Linked DNA regions of Homo sapiens: region 2 is linked to region 1. A link is a contact called in ENCODE Hi-C data. All regions are on one chromosome and are shown on one strand. The core of a region is the stretch at or near the end of the contact, and the rest is flanking DNA. Distances in the headings are between cores, read along the strand shown. Region 1 holds the start of LINC01638 (long intergenic non-protein coding RNA 1638). Region 2 holds the start of LINC02554 (long intergenic non-protein coding RNA 2554).

What was found. A loop is a pair of places that touch in the nucleus more often than their neighbours do.
Region 2: a map of head of caudate nucleus shows a loop between it and region 1 (2.5-fold over the local background). The contact joins the promoter of LINC02554 here to the promoter of LINC01638 in region 1. A Hi-C loop is called at or near these places in 3 of 168 maps with a recorded cell type or tissue (Caco-2, head of caudate nucleus and heart left ventricle).

Annotation. Positions count from the first base shown.
Region 1 is chr22:27,223,427-27,226,494 of GRCh38, reverse strand. It overlaps LINC01638 (long intergenic non-protein coding RNA 1638), which reads left to right and starts at 1,816. Exons shown (of 3, transcript NR_171021.1): 1 at 1,816-1,972; 2 at 2,187-2,265. RefSeq lists an enhancer at 1-87.
Region 2 is chr22:27,309,166-27,311,966 of GRCh38, reverse strand. LINC02554 (long intergenic non-protein coding RNA 2554) reads right to left here and starts at 1,316. Exons shown (of 2, transcript NR_134581.1): 1 at 1-1,316. RefSeq lists enhancers at 1-570, 571-1,345.

The DNA of each region.
Region 1 (3,068 bases), core at 567-3,066:
CAAGAAATGTTGTTGCTTTAAGCCACTAAGTTCTGGGGTAGTTTGTTAAGCAACAATCAATAATAATACAAATGTAACCATGTAGGAAGGGAATCAGCTCAAATAACCTTTGAACACTGTTCTCTAACTGTGCTCTCAATTAAATACACTCTAAGGACAACAAGAACTTCAAAGAAACCTTGAACTTGAATGAATAGATAGTTGTTGATAGTAGGATCAGTGTAATTCTGAAACCATTGAGCAAATATGTTGATATTGGGGGAAATGGGGTTCTCACCGTGAAATCAGAGAGATATGATATGGAATGAGGGAATTGTGAGAAAGAACTTTGTGATGTTGGATTTAATTTGGAGGCATCAGAATGAACTCAAGTGTGTCTTCTATTTACTGAAAGAAACTAGAAATAGCAATACCTTTGTAGTAACAAGCACACCTAGAACATGTATTTTGGCTTTTATTTTATTTTATTCATTTTTGAGATAGTATCTCACTCTGTCACTCAGGCTGGAGTGCAATGGCATGATCTTGGCCCACTGCAGCCTTGACCTCCTGGGCTCAAGTGATCCTCCCACTTCAACCTCCTGAGTAGCTGTGACTATAAGCATGCGCCACCATGCCTGGCTAATTTTTGTATTTTTCTTGGTGGAGATGGGGTTTTGTCATTTTGCCCAGGCTGGTCTGGAACTCCTGGGCTCAAGTGATTCTCCTGCCTTGATATCACGGCTTTTAAATACCATTTTCCATTGAAAGGGATCAGGTCATCTTGGAGAAATGGATGGTTTAAGGATTTGAACAAGGAAAATAGAAGATGAGTCTGGAACATTTTATTGTGTCAGAAAGTTAGGAAGTTCTCAAAGAATGAAGGAGGCACATGTACAAGGATGCAGGGGCCAGCTTGCAGGGGTCCACCCAGCTAAACCTGGGACAATTGGAGCATTAAAAATTGCTCATGCATAGTATTTAAAATAAGAGGAGAGCAGCGGGAAACCCTTCTTTACCAAAGAATGTTAACAGTGTGAAAAAATACATAAATTTCAGAACTCCGTGTTGCAGTCATCCCTGCAATATTTGATTCTGGCAAGGATCATTAATGGATTCCAAAACTACTGGTTGAAAGTTTACGAGAGAAAGGGGTGTTTACATACTCCCGAAATACTATCCCACAGATTATATTATTTACACAGGGAAAGGGGTTCTTTAACAGTAGAAACATCTAGTGGATCCCACCTTAACCAACTGACCAAATACTTAGCATATTCAGTAATGGGACCAAGTGACATCATATGTCCCCTGAAGAGATGCAACGGACAACACATACCTTTGTGATGTGACTGCCCAAAAGGCTTACCCTCAATCAGATGGTGAGGACATCACTGGACAAACCCAGATCGTGAGACATTCAAAACACAGTTGGTCCAGACTTTTCAAAAACGTCAATGTCATTAAAAAGGAAGGAAAAAAGGTGAGGGGCTGTTCTAGAGCAAAGGACAGGAAAGCGGTATGAAAACCAACCACGAAAATATGTGTTCCTCCTTGGATCCTCACATAGACTGATGGAGGCAGACGTCCTCCTTGTCAGTGGGCACAAGCTCCCCTCCTGGATGCCTTGATCCCAGCCCGAAACTCAGGGCCATCCTCCCCACCCCATATCTACGGCATTTTGAGGGTATGGAGGAGGGAATTGTAAAGCTATTTGCTAAACTTTCTCTGGACGTTCCCTCCCTCTCCCTGACCACCCCACCCCACTTCCTGGCAAGCCTTCTGGCTGTGATTTCATCTGGAATTACTGGAATCACACTGTCTCCTGTCAGCTTTCTCTCCCTCCCCCGGCCCTCCTGCTGATGAGAGACAGGAGCGATGGATGGTCTGAGTTAGCGGGGTCCCGGCACCACCCAGCGCAAAGGCACTGCACTCACGCACGCCATGCACATGCTGGCTCACCTCCTCCATCCCATGCCTCCCCTGTCTCCAGGTCTCTGTCTCTTACTTTATTTTTCTCTCCACCTCCTTGTGTCTGCCTGCCTAAAGATTTCTGATGCTTAATCCTCCTCTGTCTCCCTTGCTGTCTTTCTCTGTCATTGTATCTCTTGGCATCTCAGTTCCACGTCTTCTGTTTCTCTCTCTTTCTCCACCTATTTTCCCTTCAGAAGCATTTTCACCCCAATGTCTCTGTATGTTCCTTGCAGCATTCCCTCTGGAATACATCAGCACTGTTGCCTTTGAGGCTGGCCTGCTTGAATGCACACCTGAGCTCCGGATTCACAGGTAGGTGTGTGACCTTTCTTAACTTCTCTGGGCCTCAGCATACTCCTTTTTACAGTGGGAATAACAATAGCACCTCTCACACGAAGTTCTGGAGGGAGTCGAAAAATTGGCACAGGCAAGCACTCCATAAAATCTGCAGTGGGCTAGAATCCACACTGCATACCTTGGTCACCACAGCCCCCCTCCTGCCTTACTCCAACCAGGTCTTCTTTGATCCCTGCTTTCTTTACACACTCTAGCCTCATCCACACCTTCTTGTTTCCAAACATGACAAGCTCACTCCCACCTCTAGGCCTTTGTCCTTGCAGATCTTCTCCCTGGGAGGCTCTTTCCAAAGACTTTGACAGCATCTACTTGTCACATCATTCTGGCCTTCTGGCACTCTTTGTGGTGGTTTTAAAATATGTCATTACATTCTTTGACACTCCTCCCTTCAAAAGGCAATGATTCATTCCCCTCTCCTTGAGTGTGGGCTGGACTTTTTGACTTGCTCTTGGAGAATAGAATGTGGTGGAGAGGGATGGTGTGTGACCTCTGAGATTAGGTCATAAGTGAAATTTCGGCCTCCCCCAGCAATTTCTTGGATGATTCACAGTGGAGGAAGCCAGATGCCATGTCATGAGGGTGCTCAAGCAACTTTTTGGAGATGTATGTATGGAGAGAAACTGAGGCCTCCTGCCAACAGCCAGCACTAACTTGGCAAGCATGTTTGAGAGCCACCTGGGAAGTGGAGCCTTCAGCCCCAGTTAAGCCTTCAGATGAGACTGCAGTCCTGGCCACCATCTGGACTGCAACTTCACAAG
Region 2 (2,801 bases), core at 67-2,566, 86 kb before region 1:
ACGGCAAGATGCAGAATGCCAAGTCCCCTTCTCGCCACTCCTCTGTCGGGTGGGGCTGTGGGGCCTGCAGGAGGCTCCTCTGTCCCAGGTGCCTTTTCCTGCCTCTTCCTTTTCCTGGCGGACACAATCCTCTCCTTTGCGGCTTGCTCCTTCTCAGCCCAGCGGGGGTTTGCTCTTTGCTGCCTGGGAAGCTGACTCCTCGGCCATGTGCTGCAGCATGAATTGGTTAACATATTTACAGTAAATATGCTCCTGGTTATGCCGGAGGAAGGGGCTGCTTTGGTTAAGCATTTATTACTGAGGCGGCTATTTTCAATGTGTTCCACATGATCATTCGGCAAAGCTGCAATTCGGCACTTGTTCTAGGCTTGAAGGAATCGCTTCCCCAGAGGTGACCCTTGGCGGGAGATTGCATGTCACTACATGAGGAATGGCCGCGGCGGGTGTGATGGGTAGGCTGTCTGCCTTCTCTGACCTCAATCGCTTTCCTGCGGTGCGGCTGCCGGGACAGATGAGGGTTGACACAAAGTGCTTATAATTTCCTTTGGAAAGTGGCAGAATGATAATGGGGTGCTGAGCCCCGACCGGTTGGCCTTCACAGGCCGGGAACTCCTGTTGGGAGTGGCCGTCCTAATGGGGACAGGGAGAGGCTTCGGTTGAATTAAGAGAATGCCCAGCAGGTGGGGAGAAAGTTGCAGATTCAGGAGGCAGATTATTTTGGGACCCAAAGCTAGCGGGCCACGCAAGGAACAGGTTGTACCGAGTGCCTGCTGCGTCCTCAGCACCACGCAGTGAATGTTCTCCCATGCACTGCGATGTCTCCATCAGCGTGAGGCCTAGTTGGGGTGCAGAGGCAGTGCAGCACAGTGGTGACAAACCCCGATCCTGTGCCCACACACTCCAGCTCTGCCCATCCCCAGCCCGGTGGCTCTGCACGAACGACCTGACCACGCTCATGTCTTGGTTTCTCTGCATGTGAGGGGGACGACATCAGTGCCTGCTCAGAGGGCCGTCCTGAGCATCCTAGGGGCCAAAGTTGGGGAGCACTTCGAACAGGGCTGGGCACACAGCAAGCTCTGTTGGAGCGCTATTAGCATTGTTGTCATTGCTGTTGTTGTTATTCTGTGTTTAAGAATGCAATATATGAATAGATGAGGCAGGCTTCCATAAGATAAATCAGAACGCTGAGGCACTGAGACATTGAGAACCTTGTAGCCCAGCGTAAAGCACTCAGGAGTTGGAAGTGGGGTTAGAAATCAGTATTCATATTCCACTTGATGTCTCTGAGGGGCAGCCCTTCCGAGGTTTGTCTCCTGCCCTCCCTCCCTCCCCCCTCCTTCCCTCCCTCCCCCCTCCTTCCCTCCCTCCCCCCTCCTTCCCTCCCTCCCTTCCTTCCTTCCTTCCTCTCTTCCTTTTTTCCTTTTTCCCTGTACCCTTCCTTCCTTCTTTCCTCCCTCCTTCTCTTCTCTCTCTCCCTTCTTCCTTCCTTCCTTCCTTCCCTCCTTCCTTCCTTCCCATCCTCCCATCTTCCTCCATCTCTTTCTTTTTTCTTTTCTATTAAATGTTAATTTCTCCTTTTGAATAATGAGACACGCATGGCAATTGGCCATGTAAAGGACACTTGGGACAAATCTGATCATCCCTCTGGAGAGCATAGCAGCTGGGGACCATGTGGCCCTGCCCACCGTCACCCCATGGCATGCAATAGGTATTCAATGAATACTGTCTCATTTTTCCTTCATCAGAAGTCCCCTTTGGACAGATCATTCCCCATCTCTGGGCCTGAAAATATGCCAGACCAGGTGCCTTGGATCTGGGTCCTCCTGGCCCTGAATCCTGCACCTATCAAGCAGAGCAACCCTGGGTGAATCCTGGAACCTCCCTGGACCTCGGGGCTTCCATCTGCAGAATCTTCTCCTGGGAGTTGTGAGGCTTAGGGGAGGAGAGGAAGGCTCTCTGGGAGCCAGCAGGGCCAGGAGCATCTTGACCTCTTGCAAAGCTGGGCCTTTGCAAAGCAAAGCTTGACCTCTTGCAAAGCTCTTGCAAAGCTGGGCCTGGTTATTGGCAGGATCTATAAGCATCTGGCTGATCTAGGCTATTCTTGGACTTTAAAAAATAGCCAGAGGTGCAATCGTGGTTACACAAAGTAGGCACTCTGAAAATATTTGAGCTCTGCAGGATGCATTAGGAGAAATGCTAACAATGTTAGCATTCCTGGAAGGAAGGGTCTGGAAGAAAGCTCAGGCTAATTTAGGAGATCCCCTCTGTGCCATCCTCTCTTAGGACACCTTCCAGCTTGCAGTGCCCTTTTCTTCTGTTTTCATATATATATATATTTTGTTTTGTTTTGGTTTTGGTTTTTTTTGAGACAGAGTCTCACTCTGTCACCCAGGCTGGAGTGCGGTGGTGCAATCTTGGCTCACTGCAGCCTCCGCCTCCCAGGTTCAAGTGATCCTCCTGCCTCAGCCTCCCAAGTAGCTGGGATTATGGGTGCCCACCCCATGCTCAGCTAATTTTGTGTGTGTGTGTTTTTAGTAGAGATGGGGTTTCACCATGTTGGCCAGGCTGGTCTCGAACTCCTGACCTCAGGTGATATGCCCACCTAGGCCTCCCAAAATGCTAGGATTACAGGCGTGAGCCACCACACCTGGCCCTGTTTTCCTATTGAGTGCATGCATGAACACATGAGTCGGGGTGGGTTGTGTCGCCTTTAGACAGATTTAGTCTCTCCACACAGGTATTTGATTTGGGTATGAGGAAGGTTGCTTCAAGCTGGTCAGGGCTGTGGTAATGAAACATTG